Linked DNA regions of Mus musculus: region 2 is linked to region 1. A link is a loop called in an ENCODE intact Hi-C map of the cell type or tissue named here. Cell type or tissue: left cerebral cortex. All regions are shown on one strand. Links, peaks and the distances in the headings refer to the core of each region. The heading gives the core; the rest is flanking DNA.

Region 1 (8,012 bases), core at 2,063-7,062:
ATGTTTGTGTATGTGTATTTGTATGTGTGTATGATGTGTGCATGCGTTTGTGTGCATGCATGTGTGTGTGTTTGTATGTGTGTGTGTTTGTGTATGTGTGTGTGTGTTTGTATGTGTGTGCATGTGTGTATGTTTACACTATTTGACAGCATCACCATATGCCTAGTCCTCCACTGAGCTGTAGACTTACCCTTAAAGAAACAATCAGCAGGGCTCAGATAATTGTGCTGAGAAGAAGCCTGATGGGCACTGTCGCTCTTTTGTGAGGGCTACACCAACCCAGGAAGGAGCCCGCCTGGGTTTCTATTGTAAACCTGTCACTCATCTGTCCTGTAACTTCGTGTGAACTGCAAACCTTTCCGGAAGTTTCCATGCTGTAATACATAAGCTAAGAACAATCCACCTCCTGGATTCGGCCCACAAGACAAATGCTAAGGGAGACAATGTCTGTAAACAACTACTGTAAAAAGCTCTGGGGAAAGTCATTGTACTGAAAGAGAAGTCTCAGTGGCTTGTCTTTGGGGGGTTTTATAGACGTGACATAGAATGGAAAAGCATCATGGGCATTATTTTTTTGAGATGATTTCGTATGTACAGATTTTTAAATAAGTGACATCAAACTAGAAGTAGTATTGCATAGTCCTAGCATGCCTCTTTGTTCAGCCTGCTTTCTCTGGTCTGGTCTTCAGCCAGCTTCTGGGTTGTTTCAGCTGTAGAAGGATCTGAACTCAAAACCAGAAAAGTCTTGTAGCATTTTAGAACATAAGCGGCACATTTTCTGTGGAGAGGCAGATGATAGTATTTTATTTGTCATACCTGTTTGATTTTTGTGAGATTTGTTGTTTTGGGAGGGAAGAGAGGGTGGTCTCAGCTCACCCATTCTGATCTTGAAGTTACCAAGTGCTTCTGGGTGAGCTGGTATTATAGACATGTGCTACCATGCGTGGCTATAGTATTATCTTATAATAAATACGTTCTTTAGCTTTGCGCTGTTTACCAACTCAGGGTCAACCACTCAGCCCCAGCTTTGCAACTCAACAGATTGTACATAAATATGCCAACACAACTTTCTCGTATAGACAACACAGAAATTTGAATTACGCCTAATTTTTACATCTCTCAAGATGTTATTCTTTTGCCTCCTCCCAAGCCACTTAGCAATGTGAATGCTGTTCCTGGCTCACAGAGACAGGACTGACAGCAGCCTGGCATTGGCTCTGAAAAGGCGCATCCTGTGTCTATGCTAACAAATGAGACCTGGAGGGTGTTCTCAGACATAAGGATTTTCTTCTATTTCTTTCCTGGGCACTAGGCCGAACTTGGAGGTAAACATGTGTTCTCTGAATTACTTCCTGATCCACAGGGCAATGACTTAAGTACATACAGGGTATAAAGAGACAGAGAGATCAACTAGCCATCACCTTGTTCTTCCAGAACCCACCCAAAGCTGTAGAAACAGACGTCAACGCACCATCAGCATCCAAACACGGAAAAGGCACTTTTAAGAGATCTGTGTTCCAAGTACAATGGGAGCACAGTCAGGGGAAGGAGAGATTTGTTCTGAAAGGGCGAGGTGGGCAGGGCGGGGGCTGTGGACCAGCACACACAAAGGCATTAGTGTGTTGAGCTAGGCCTGATAGCGGACAAGCAGCCAGAGCATTCTCTGTAGAAAGACCCATCTGTGCAATGCCAGTAAGGTATAAATAAGCCTGGGGTGTGGAGGAAAAAAACTGAAACGAGGATTGGCGAAGTTCTCATTATAGTCCACACCAAGGTGTCTGCTTCCTAAGATGTTAGCATATCGATAAGAGACTGTTCAATTCCATCTAAACGCCATCCCCTCTGTCCTCTGGGAAGGGAACTGGTAGTAACGCTGAAGATAGAGAGATTTCGAGGAAGGAAACTAAAGAGAAATCTCTAAATAGAGTGGAGAGTCGGGAGAGTGGCTTACCATACATATGACTAGTAGGATCACACCCAGAGGGCTCAAGGTCTCTGCGTGTCAGCTTTGAGTTCTCTTTGCTGATTCCCCAGGGGGCTCTCCTCCTTGCTCATGGGCTCTAGTTCCTTCACCCAGACAAAATAGCCACTGGGTTCTGCCTGAGCCACAAGCAGTTCCAGTATTTGCTTGATTTCCATGTGTGCTCTGACCAACGTCCAATGGCTACTAATAAAATCCCTCAGAAAGCACCGGGTGCCATTTCCCTGACTCCTGGATGCAGTAGGGTCTAACTGGGCATGGCTTTCTCCAAAGAGGCACCTACTCGTAGGATGCTGGTGAGCGTGGGTTGGGACTGAGCCCAGGGTCCTTGGCGGTTCTGGAAAGGTACCAACCAACCCACTGGTTTCCTGAATAATTTAATTATATAATCAGTTTTTCATATTTTTCACATTCAGCGTCTCAGGCAATCAATACAGAAAGGGCTATTCCTTTATTTACTGAATTTGTGTTTCTCCAAAAGGTTTAGAGGGAGCATAACCAATAAAAACAAAATGACTTGTGTTACTTAGGCTGCACTGAGATCACAGCATGATAATAAGGGCAAAAACAGGGAAATTGTTTTTTTCTCAAAATTCTTAGATGGCTTCCTATCACACTCAAGGAAAACCCTAGCTCTCTTCCCTAGCAGGTACACATTATTATGTCCTCATTTTATAAGGCTAGCATTGCAAAGTTAAGGAATGTGTATCGATTTGCCTGATAGGAATCAAGCCATCTACCCTGAGAAGACAATTTCACAAACGCCTAGCACAGGCTTTGGCAATGTTGAGGTTGAATGGGTTAGCCTTGCTTTAATCCACTCATCTAAGCATGATTCAGCCTGGCTGCTGAAGAAGTCAAAGGAATGCTATCTCTGTCTCCTGGGGAACCAGGACAAATCTAGAGAGAAAGATTTGACTTGTCCTACAAACATAGGTCCCTAGTGTGAATCTTCAGGGCTGCCAGGATGATCCTGCTACCGCAATCTGCTTCGTGCCTAATCTGTGTACAAAAGACCTTGCGAATCACACAGGTTCAATTCGGCTTTGAGATCAGGAAGTAAAAGCCATGACCTGGAAGGGGCCTGAACCGGGATGTCAACTTCACGAAGGTGGCCAGGGACATCTTGTAGAGCAAACTCCAAGCTGCAGCCAAATGTGGATTCAATTGTCAATGTAAACCCTACCCCACCCCCACCCCCACCCCCACCCCCAGAAACCACTTTTATGCGGCATCTGCTCTCCTATGCTTTTGGCTTAAATCATTTATTTTCAAAAGTTTTAATCCATTGGAAATTTAGAAGGGGATTGGGGAGGCAAAACTGATTCTGGACTACCTTAGTCAGGAAAGAAGTAAGAGCTGATTTTTTTTTTCCACCCGAGTCGTGCAGTCTGGCTGGAATGCATCCCAACTGGGGGATAGTCCTGAATACTCCAAGTCCTGAGGCCCGAGGAAAAGAAAAGCCTGTCTTCTCCTGAGTGATTCTCTTTCTCTATAGAAATCTCAGAATGGAACCGCTCTACAAATCATGTCCCGCGCTCTGCCTGAAAGAGGCTGTTCTTTTTTTTTTTTTTTTTTTTTTTTTTAAACCAGGCTTATCAAACAGAAGCGTTCTCCCTGAATAATAAGTGTGAGTGGGCTAATGGGTCATTTGGGGGAGAGAGGTCAAAAGGAAAAGGCCTCGGTGTTCAAAAGCGGAATCTGGCAATGCCAGCGGTCAAAGAGGAGAGTGCTGGCTGGACAGGCGTGATGTATCGGGTGTGTTCTATAGAACCTGCATGGGTTCCCACCTATCCTTTATCCTCGGAGGTCCTAGTGAGAAGAACCGGGAAGGCCTGGTGCTTATGAGTGAGTTCCTTTTCATTGAGAAAGAAATGTTTTCCAGCTCCTAGCAGACTGACTTAGCAAAGTACTTTGAACACTTGGGGGTGAGGGGAGCAGCCACAGAAAAGGGAAGGGGAAGAGAAAAGACAGGGAAAGAGAGCTATCAGCAGGGGTGGTTAGTAAAAAAAAAAGGGGGGGGTACTGGAGACAGAAAACCCTTTGTTCCTCCAGCTCGTTTCATGTAGAGATTGTAAGGTGAATGGCTTTGAAATGAAATGGGTTTATGAACTAGTTGCTAGGTCACAGGAAGCGCGATCGTCAGACTGCTTTGTGAATTCGGATTCTTTAAAACTTAGGTTACTCTCAAAAGGAACGTACCTCCTTTGTCTGGTTCCTATGTCTTTCCTCTTTATATTTTTATTTCTCCGGGTGGCTGGGGCCGCCTCCCCACTTTCTGTTTTCTCCTCCGCCCTTTTGATAACGTGAAAAGAAATGATCGTATTACACGCTCTTTGTCGGAGGGTTTCAGAAGTTAGAGGTGGGCGGGGTGGAGGCGTTACCTTCACCGCCACCAGCAGCCAATGGCGGCGCGGTATGCAAACGAGGCCCGCGCCGTGCTGGTCTGGATCTGGGCTGTGAGCTCAGAGACTCCGCAGTGCGCGGGAGGCGAAGGCTTCTCATTTCCATCCAGCCCAGCGCTCAATGGAGGGGCGGACTCTGCAGTGCCTCACTCACTGTGTGATTCGATAGGACCAGGGCTCATCAGATCACCGCCGAGATGAAGTACAAGGTAAGAGTGCCTTGTACGCCGTCTCCTGAGAAGCTAGAGGCAGCTGTGCCGGCCGGCGCCTTTCCCACCTTGACAACTGGGCAGGGATCCCTTGTGTGTCTGGTTTTGCCGAGCTGCGTCTGATCTCGCTTCCAGGCTTCCCCCGGGTGTACCGCCAGCAGACATGCGCTTTCAGATCCACTAGTTCTTGGTGCATGGTTCTGAAAGTTGTTGTGGGTGGCGGAAGGCGGTGGAGTAGAGTTAGCATAGGAGCCGCCGCCAGAGATCAGAGGGTGTCTAACTCGCCTCGCAGCAGGCAAGTCGCAGGTCTCTGCCTGACCAAAGCCAGCTTGGGGAGCCATAATAAGGAGAGTCAGAACTGCTGAGTCTCTGACAGGTTCTAAAAGCACCTTTTCAGATTTTTGCCTTAAGCACTTGATCTGGGAAGCTGTCTGCTCGAGGTCCTTTCGGTAGAAGCAGATTAAAAACCCAGACACTATCATAGGCGCGATGATGGAGAATTCCCACATCCTTATGAATAAATGGCTGTTAGTCATTTCTGGATAACTCTTTATTGGGGTTGAACGGGTCTGAAAGTATGAAGGCTCCGGCTGGCTTATTTTCCCTGACGCTTACAGAATGTCCTGCTCATAATTTTGGCAGCTCTATTTTCCACTGCATTTTGCACCACGGTTTCTGGGGTTACTCTTGGCAAAATGATTATGCCTTGCTCAGCACATCCCGTCTAATGAGGCAGTTTCCAAGGGACTTGGCCCAGTAGCAGTTCATGGCAATGACTTGGCGGTACTTACTTACGATCCTTTTTTTTAAAAAAAAATTTTTTTTTTAATTTTAATGGTGAAGAGACATGAGTCCTCGACTTTTAAAGGACTGTGTCATTTCAAAAATTCGTTTTGGTAAGGTGACTTAACAGAGCCAGTTAACTGACTTAGCTAGGGGCTAACTTGGCTTCCCTCTGCGGTATGTAGCCTCTGGCCCTTCCTTTGGGATAGAAGGCTGTAGCTAACAGCCACTGGTTCCCTGTCTATAAATCTTGTTCAAAAGCTGTGAGCCAAAGCATGAGTGATAGTTGTTGGGGAAGTTCCAGCAGTCTAAAGACCCAGATATCTATTGTCATCTCCTATCAGCTTTCCATTTCGTACATCTATGGGGAGGGGCAGAAGAAAGGAAAGCTCTAGGAGTCAGTCAGAAATGATGCAGCTTTCTACCTGGCAGGAACAGAATCTTTTTGGAAGTGATGGGGATACATGGTATCAAGCCTGCAATGTTGTTTTTTTTTTTTTCCTTCCCATTCTCCCTGTTGTTGAATCAAGACAGTGTTATAGAGAAAAGAGAAAGGATTAACTCTGTCCATCATTGGGACATTAAATAGCTGGTGTGAACTCTGAGTGCTGTAGTCTAGAAGGTGAGGACATGTGACGACATCTAAAGTCACTTTGGTTCAGTGACCTCATCATGTTTCGCTTTGCTCTTTATGGAAAGAAAATATCATGGGGACTGATGATTTACACTGCAGGTGAGAAACTGCAACTGGGGAATGCTTTCCACTTGGCTGAGTCTGCCCAGAGTTGAACACTTTGCCGAGCAATAGAAATACATGGTTATTTATCATCATCATCACCATCACCATCATCACCATCATCTCATTATTATTGTAGACAACTTCACCAGCAAAAACGCTATGCTCCCCAAGTAAACAACTCACACATGGGCACCCTGAGTTGACCATAGCAGAAGCGAGCCACTTTTCCCTCTGTCATAAAGTCTATTTAGCTAATGAAAGATAACTGTCTTTCAGGAGAGAATTAGTCATTCTGTGTAGGAGATGCTGAAGCAGAGGCATGATGGGTAAAGCGATACAAGTCCGTCACACTTAACTCTCCCCATTAGCTCCGAGGCACACTTATTTTCCCAAAGTAGCAACTGTGGCACACAGAAGTTAAATGATGGGTTTTTTCCGACACACCAACTGAGGAGCATGGGATTAAAAGTGATCTTGATCTAATACTGGTGATTTAAACACTACCAGGAAAGGGAAAGCAAACCCTAAAACAGAAATCATCTGTAACTCCCTAAAACATCCCTCAGACCAGTATGTTCTGGCCTCAGAAAGTTCAGAACTATTCCCTCCCAAGTATTCTCCCAGGATAGTCAGTCTTCTATTTTGTTTCAGTGGTAACTCTGCAAACTGAAATACGAAGTTGGCATTTATTTGTTTAATTGGAGCTACTTAAGTAGTAAAACCAGATAATTATTAGATTGTAAAACCCAGGAGTCTGGAATTATCTCTTAAACACTATGTTGCACATAAACTATAAATTTAGCTTGGGCTTAAAAATGGATCATTGTAAGATTTATAAGTCAGGCTTAAAAGGCTTCTCTTTCTTTTTCTTTCTTTCTCTTTTCTTTTTCCTTTCTTTTTTGTCTGTTGTTAACCAGATGGTCTTGTTTAGCTACTTCAGGGTTCATAACCAGGGTGCAATCAACTTCCACTCAGTTTGTCCTCAAAATACACAGCTCGAGGCAGCCAGCAATTACAACTATGAGGGCTGTGGAATGCAAGCTATTGCTTTAGGTAAATCTTTCCACTTAGTACACATCTAGTCTGCTTTTAGTTTACTTACATTTTTGTTTGTTCGTGGAAAGACTGTCATGGGTGTTTAAGGTTCCATTTCTCTGAGAAGAGTCTGTCTGAATGACAGTGAATTGTACAAACTTCCTTTGTTAAGATTCTACATAATGAAGCCAGGCATGGTGGAACACACCTTTAATCACGGCTCTTGTGGAGTCAGAGGCAGGGGGATCCCTATGAGTTCCAGGCCAGCCAAGGCTACATCGTGAGACCTCGTCTCAGACACAACAACAACAAAATGTTCTATATAAAATTCCTTTAATGTAGAGCCTATGTTCCTTATGCCTCTATGGCCTTGGCTTGCCTGTCCAATAGAAGATGGGAGGATATGAAGGTTGCCAGAGGATATTGCCCTTTCTTCTGCAGGTGAGGGACTAGTTCCAGTCCCTCATCTTTAACTGGAGCCCTGAAAGCCCTGCCCACATAGTGTGGGCCTGGAATGAGGCCCAACCTACTTCATGCCCAGGCCTGGAAGGTGTTCACTAAGTGCAGCACGTGACTGAGTTCTTGCGGCTGAGGCACTTTTGAGGCTTTGCCAAGTTTCAGAACCCTTAAGTGTCTGCAGTCAAAGTTTAATCTATTTTCTAGTCAATATAAAGAAAGGGAAAAAATCACTCTTCAATGGTTTGACTTTAAAAACAAGGTATAGTAGAATATGGCAATACAGTTTTTAAAACACCTATAGTCTGGAATTCAGATTCCTGTAGTCCAATTGAATGAGAGCAAAGAAACTCAAGGAAAAGAGAAAGCTACAGTCAAAGGCTTCTGGAGAGGAACTTAGAAAA
Region 2 (8,012 bases), core at 1,957-6,956, 56 kb after region 1:
AAGCCTCATTGCAGTCAAAGAGCTTGTGCTACAGACAGCAGCCGGGGGTTGCATGGGGTGAAGGGACAAGTATTTTAATGAGGCAAGAATTCCAGGAAGAAACTTCAAAAGATAAGACATAAGAATGGGAAATAATTAAACTAAATAAAAACCACACCAAGTGCAATGATGGGAGAGACAAACAGCTGCAAAACCTGGTGAGGAAAGGAAGAAAATATCACCCTCATAAGCCCTGGGAAGAACGTGAACTGGCAGAAATGCACTGGAAAATGGACTGCCAATCAAAACCAAAGCTTTGCCTGCTGCATTATCTATTAATCCTCTTCTAACTTAACCAAGAGAAATTAAATGCATATATACAAAGACTTATGTAATAACTTATTACAGTTCTATACATAGCAAAAAAAAAAAAAAAAAGCAACAAGCAAAGGTCCATCTTTGTGAAGGCACCAAGCTATTCCCATCCACCAACACAGAGGAGCAGGCCTGTCTTGGGTTGGCTGTATTGACCATGACCCAGGCTAGAGCCATCTGAGAAGAGAAAAATCACAGTTGAGAAAATCCTCCATAAGATTGAACTGAAGCCAATACTATGGGCCCTTTTCTTAGTGATTGATACAGGAAGACCTAGAGCATTGTAGGTAATACCACCCCTGGGCAGATGGTTCTGGAGTGTGTAAGAAAGCAGGCTGAGCAAGCTATGATGAGAACGGCAGACAGCACTTCTCCATGGCTTCTGCTTCAGTTCCCGCCTCCAGGTTCCTGCCTTGGATTCCTGCCCTGACTGCCCTTCATGATGGATTACAACTATAAGCTTCAAAGAACCCTTTCCTCACCAAGTTAGTTTTGATCATAGTGCTTTATCAAACACACACACACACACACACACACACACACACACACACACTAATAGCCAAAATAAAAACTCAACATGGACAAATTTCAAAATCACTATGATGAAAAAAGACCAAATGACCAAAAACTCCATAGTAAGTGCTATAGTTCCAGGCCTACAAGATTTTAGAGACTGAACACACCAGACTATGTTGTATTGCATGCCTATAACACCAACACATAGGAGATGAACACAGGAGTTTGTAGTCAGCCTCAACTGGAGTTGGATTTGAAGAAATTACAAGCTGATATATAACGACAGAATACCAATAGCTGCCTGGGGAGGGAAGGGTGGGAGGTACTGATTTGCCCAGGAGAAGGCAAATGATGAGAAATGTTCATTCTCTAGATGTTATGGATGGTTTCACACATGTGAAGACTCATCAAATAATACACTACTGTATGTACAATTCAGCCTTCATTGACAATCTCTTCTTCAGTTAGTAATCACAGTACTTCCAATAAAGAATGACTGGAAGTGTAGCACTCCACGGTTGCTGCTTCTGGGGGGGGGGTGCAGGTAGAGAAGGACTCAGTTTTCTTTAGGGGACAGGCCTTGGGGAATTTGCCCATGTTCCCGTAAGTACATGGACAATTCAGATTAGACTTGTTTTGTCTGTCTGTCTGTCTGTGTTTGAGGGGTGGGTCACAAAGGTCATGGAGTAGACATGGAAGCAATGAGAAGTGATGGGAAAGTTCCAATAAGAATATTATTTTGGAAAAAAAAAGAGAATCTTAGATTACATTTTTTTTTAAAAAAAAGCAAGGCTATTTAAAGACACCCCGTTTCAGTGAAAATTCCCAGATAACAGCAAAGGAATGGGAAGGAATATGCAATGCACATTCTAGCTATAGATAAGAAAAGCCAAGACAGCTGTGTTATAACAAGTAGAATTCAGCACCTAGCCAAAAGGCACATGTCGTGATGTGCATCAGCATACAAAAAAGGCAAAGCCTTCGTAAATATCCACAAAGCCAATCACAAAAACCTCAAAACACGAGAAGCAAAAATTAACAGCGCTGAATGCAAAACGTGCAACTGTGTGATGGTAAGTGGAGATCTGAGCATTTCTCTATCAGTAACAAATAGAATAAGTAGACAAAAAAGTCAGTAATAATTGATAAGAACAGAACTCGAGCATGCCACTAGAGGGGATATAAAACGGCACGGCCACTACAGAAGATGCTTGACATACAACCTAGCAGTTCTAACGCTAAATACTTATGAGATGCTAAAACAGACCTCTAATTATTTTGTCATTTTTAAAAATGTTATGTGTAGGGCGTTTGGCCTGCATGTGTGTGTGTGTACCATGTGGATGCCAGGGGCCCAAGGAGGCGAGGGGAGGGCATCTGATTCCCTGTAATTGAAGTTGCCAATGGTTCTGAGACTCCTCGTGGATTCTGGGAACTGAAGCCAAGTCCTCTGGAAGAGCAGCCAGTGCTCTTAACTACTGAACCCTCTCTCCAGCTTTGCTTTGCTTTGCTTTGCTCTGCTCTGCTCTTCTCTTCTCTTCTCTTCTCTTCTCTTCTCTTCTCTTCTCTTCTCTTCTCTTCTCTTCTCTTCTCCTCTCCTCTCCTCTCCTCTCTTCTCTTCTCTTCTTTTCTTTTTAAATTATAAAAAATTTTAAAACAATTGCTCTGGGACCAGTGAGATAGTCCATCAGGTAAAAATGCTTGTTGCCAAACCCAACAACCTGAATTTGATCCCAGACCCCACATGGGGGAAGGGGAGGATCAACTTCTGTAAGTTGTGGCATGTGTGAATGTGTGTACGTACAACACACAAAATCGGTAAATGTAAAAAAAAAAAAAAAAGTCTTATTAACTTCTTTTTAAATTATAATCATATCAAAGTGGAAACAGCCCAGATGTCTTCAACAGGTGACTGCATAAATAAACTGTGGTGCAGTACAATTCAGAAATAAAAATCTGTGAATCTGTGAACTAATTGTTTAAGTATTATCTATACATAACAGTGTTATTGGATTAACCTGAGGGAAAAAAATCCCAAACCAAAATCATGCACTTGCAATTAATGACAAAAGAGGCCATGTGTTTGAAGAAGAGGGAGGATCTGGAGGGAGGAAAGGGACCAGAGAAACATGCTAATTAAATTACAATCTCAAAAATAAAAAGAAATTTAAAAGAAGAAATGACAGATGCCTGTAAACCACAGCCTGAAGCATTCTGGGAGGCTGGATACGGAGAATAGATTGGCTGTGAGATTGGCCAATTGCTATTACGTGAAGTGAGCCCGCTGTTCTCTATCCTGGATCTGAAAGAGATGTCCCCCAGAGGCTGCGTAACAAATTACTCTAAGACCGTGCATGAAGCTGCACCAGGTTCCCTGTAAATGTGGTGTGTGTTCCATGGCATGCATGTGGTGTTGTGTGTGATGAATGTCTATAACATACATCTCAAGGTCTACTTTCCAGTACATGTATATCCTCCCATAATTCCTCCAACCCCTGGCTACCCTGGAAAGCTCTGCCGCCCCCGCACCACCCCCCCACAAAACCCTGCCTTCTGCTGAGTCCTGAACTGCTCCTCCACTAGCAGAAGCGGCCACCCTCTTGTCTTTCCCAATAAATCTGTTGTCTGAGGTTTGTTGTACGGTGTGATTTTTGTGGTACTCCTTGGCTCCTGAATGCCAGAATACCCTTCAGAGCTGTAACACTTAGAGGAAGGAAGGTTGGTTAGTTAAATATTATATACATATACATATATATATATGTGTGTGTGTGTGTGTACATACATACATACATATATGTATATATATATACCCACATATATACATACACACACACTCACCCATATACATATATTACAACCTCGAAAGGATTTTAGTGCATAGAGGTAAAAACACGGGGGATAAAATGGGACAACTGAAAAATCAGCAAATACTCATACCTACGTTGCAAAAAATTCCTTTGCAATATGAAGGATAGAAAAAAAAAATCACTTCAGAGCCTCAGAACATGATTTAAGTCATCTCCCAAACTACTATAATTAAGAAAAACTGAGCTAACAGAGAGAGTATCTTATGTTATCTTCTCACAGACTGTTTTCCAGGGAGACCAGAGTCAGCAAAGAATGCCGTTGAATGAAAACACTCCCTTAATTTCTACTGGCCTGCCTACCCAGCAGCCCGGGTACAGGCAGACACCAGACCCCTGCCCACATCCTAGCGGCCATCCTTCAGAAGGCACTTTATGAGTCGCTTTTATGATCTAGCTGCCTAAAAGGTGTGTGTGGATGGGGCAGGATTGAGAACATCCAAGCTCTTTGGGAATTCAATCCCTATGCAAAATGACATCGGGTGGCCAATGGGACACTTTAGGATTGGTTAGAAGGGCACAGAGAGTTAGCTCAGAGTCTTGCACAAGGTTGAAGTATCAAAGCAAAGGACTGGGGGAGGGGAGCAGGGGTGTTTTTAGGATGAAACAAACAAAAAAAAAAAAAAGTGAAACCTGTCTAGACACCCAGTCCACACAGGCAAGGGCCTAGGGTTTGACAAAAGAGGGTTTGGGTTTAGTGCTAGTCCTGTTTGCAAAAGGCAACCAACAAGGAAGGGAACAAAAGATCTACGAGAAACACTAGGGCTTGTAGAGACCTGTACCTAGAAACACAAGCTAGAAACAAAGTAGCATGCACTCTGCCGCTGGCGACCGAGGTAAACCTGGGGGTGTTGGCCCATTTCAGACAGCGCACCCTGTTGGGAAGGGGCTCCCAAGAGTTCCTTATCCTCCAGGGGCAGAGAACTAGCACCCCTTTGCTTCTGTAACAATTCTTTGGTGCATTTTGCTCATCTAAAGTCGTGTTCTCTGAGAGCCCTCTCGGGGATACTATATATGGTGCCCCCTCGTGGTCCAGTGTGGAAAACTAGAGAGGCATCTCAGAGATGCTGCACACAGGGCCCCCTTGTGGTCTGGTGAGAAAATAGAGAAGCTGAGGTGGGGTGGGTTATAACCAATTCTTCCACCAACCATCCTGTGAAATAGCGATGCTAACGAACGCTTGTCTCAGTGCTAGAAAAACAAGGTTTGGGGATAATTTGAAATGCCCCTGAAACACATAAAACAGTATTTTATTTACACACACACACACACACACACACACACATACACACACACACACACACACACACACACACACACACATATATATATATATATATATATATATATAATGATGTATATATCATATCTAAGGCATCTTGGACCATGAGTTTATCTCTGCCTTCTGATGTGGTTCACACAGGAACTCATTCCATGTTTGTTGACTGGCTAACAAATGAATGATCTCACCTCTGTATGTGTCTCCCCCCACCCCCTGAACCCCTACACACACACACACACACACACACACACACACACACACACACACATTGGAAGAGACTTTTTGAAAATCAAATAGGACTTTGCAGAATCTTTAAATATATTTATTTTCTTTTATTTCTGTGTATACATCTGTGTCACACAATCCAGAATCAAGAGTCTGACCCCCTGGAATTAGAATTACAGGTGTTCGTGAGTCACCCAGCATGAGTGCCAGGAAGAAGATCCTTAAATATAATAAATAAAAACAAAAATCTCTTCAAAGGGCAGGATGCCCATAAGCTATTGCTGTATTGTTTCCCTTTGTGGAAGCACATTTCCATGACGTGTTAGTTATTTTTGCATCAAGCAGAAACAACTTGAGAGAAGAAAGCTTAGTTGAAGACCATGGTTTCAGAGAGCTGCAATCCATCACACTAAAGACGGTATGGAGAGAAGACTATGGCAGACGACCAGGAAATAGAATAGACCCAAGGGACAAGGTCAAAGGCTCGCTCTGACAGCCAGGCTCTGTAGCCTTCCAAACAGGGACCGTGCTGCTACTGAGCTTCCAAGAGATGAGTCTGCAGAGGACTTTCAGACTGACAGCTGACAGCAGAGATGCCTCTCCTGTAGCTGGATAACTGTAGTCTCCATGTGGTGTGTGCGAGAGCTAAAGTTAACCTGTAAGCCCCAAGGACGGGTCACCTCTTGAACAAGGGTGGTTGCCTCACCGGCACAGGACGTGCTTGGTCACATATATGCAGGAGGCACATACCTCCTAGTATGTCAGGGTGTATGCTTGCCCCTGATTGAATGAAGATGGGATGTCCCTACCTTGTGAGTTCTGCCTTGATGAGCACCCGACTAATCTAGCACAGTGCCACTTCCTGGGAATCCTGGGTATGAACCTGGCCCGTGTCCATCCTCCTGGCCAGTACTAAATAGACACTCTCGGATTTGGGCTTCTTGCAGTGTTCAGGCTTAACAGTGTATCCACAGCTCCTGGTGGACTCTTTGTATTGCTTTGCAAAGAGGGCATACGCAGAGCCAGCCTACCTCTGGATTTAGTTTTCATGTGAGTCTGATGTTAATCACCCAGGCACTGTCTCAACCCAGCCAGGACATTTGTTACCCACTTGATCTCGGGACTTCTGTGCATCACAGCCTTTGAACCAGGATACCAGCAGGTAAAATAGACAGAAAGCCTGCAGAAGGCTAGCCAGAGAAGGAAAGGTCTATTACCCATGAGCAAATTATAAGGATATATGTGTGTGTGTGTGTGTGTGTGTGTGTGTGTGTGTGTGTGTTTTGTTTCTTCTAAGAAATTGATCTGCCTTTTCTCTTTTTTAAAAATAAAATTTTCCTATAGAAATTGGATTTTTGTAGCTAATGGCTCACGTATTTCCATTTTCTCTAACTTACTATCTAGGTCAAAGGCAACAACAATGCCCAGTGTACTGGCCATCCCCATAGTTTGAACACCTCACTTCTAACTTTTCTCTTTAATCATTTCTACCTGAATTATTCTTTATACTTTCTCTTTAGCTACCCCACACACACCTTGAGTCACTTGCAATTATGCACATAGGCGTGGCTTCTACTTACACAGAATCAAATGTTCAGTGCTAGCCGGGGCTGGACTTGCAACTCATAGCCAATTCTCCCACCCCAAGAGGACTGGGCAGAATAGTTCATTCTCTCTCACCTTTCTTTTCTCTCTTCCCCTCCCCCACACTTTGGCTGATACCTGGGATTGAACCTATGCCCTCATGCATGCTGCCCAGGCACTCTCCCACTGGGGTACAGTGTCCTAGACTGTGCATCTACCTTGTCATTTGCACACACACCAGCCTTGCCCTGTAGCTTCCTTCAGAGTCTAATGTAAACCCAGCCAGACTTCCCTCTTGCTTATCGCCTGTCAGCCTTCAAGGAGGTACTACCCTCCCCTCAAGTCTGACCACCAACATCTTTTAATATAGTTTGCTCTCAAAGATGTCCACAGAGGTGGGATCTACTCCTTTTCCTTTCAGGGCATGCCTTCGGCCACTTTAATAATTTCACAAATGCAAGCTTGTGTCATCAGAGCCTGCAAACATCCAGACCCAGATGCTCTGGCTGGATCTAAGCGCTAACTAAATGCCTGTGACATGGGTCAGCCTTTGTCCCTGCAGCAGGCTGAAGACTGAGAGAGGGTGTGGCAGCCCTTGTCATCTTAAGAGCAAGTGCTCTGAGCCCTCACGGGTGCTAATCAGGAAACGTACAAGCTATGGCACAAGCTCAGCAAGGGTATGACACAGTAAAGGGAAACAACAGCTGGAACATCTTATAAAACCCATCTGGAGATGGGCAGCCAGGCTGTTTACCTGGAACTCACATTGGATGGAATAGAATGGGTGGAGAAGGCTTTGGGATGGGAGATCAGTTCATCTAGATTAGTACATGGCACTTCTGCACTGATGGGGGTTAAGAGCCTGAAACGTTCATAGGTAAATAGGGCAGTGGTTCTCAACATGTAGATCATGACCCTTCTGGGCTTAAATGGTAGATATCCTACATAGCAGATATTTACATTACAATTCAAACCAGCAGCCAAATTACAGCTATGAAGTAACAATGGAATGATTTTATGGTTGGGAGTCACCACCACATGAGAAACTGTATTAAAGTGTCACAGCATTGGGAAGGTCAGAAACCATTGTAATAGGGTATAATAACCCTAGTGGACATAATGCCACATGATTTAAGTCGCTCCACACATCTGTCAGCTGGCTGATTAATGGATCAACTTTTCTTATC

What was found. Peaks named below come from ENCODE experiments on the same cell type or tissue, not always from the same donor. Only the 100,000 strongest peaks of a DNase experiment are listed, where the experiment ranks them.
Region 2: a loop joins it to region 1, with 4 times the contacts of the local background. A loop is called at or near these places in 10 of 42 quality-filtered maps.

The regions. Positions count from the first base shown.
Region 1 is chr13:41,355,436-41,363,447 of GRCm38, reverse strand. It overlaps Nedd9 (neural precursor cell expressed, developmentally down-regulated gene 9), which reads left to right and starts at 4,447. Exons shown (of 7, transcript NM_017464.5): 1 at 4,447-4,595. The coding sequence starts at 4,584. In left cerebral cortex, for the core only: a CTCF peak has its summit at 4,371; DNase peaks (open chromatin) are centred at 3,842, 4,435, 4,736, 5,235 and 1 more place; H3K4me3 peaks cover 2,786 bases; H3K27ac peaks cover 1,248 bases.
Region 2 is chr13:41,299,637-41,307,648 of GRCm38, reverse strand. No RefSeq gene overlaps it. Among named protein-coding and RNA genes, the nearest start is that of Smim13, 54 kb to the right of the region's middle. In left cerebral cortex, for the core only: a CTCF peak has its summit at 4,770 (motif pointing left); a DNase peak (open chromatin) is centred at 4,767.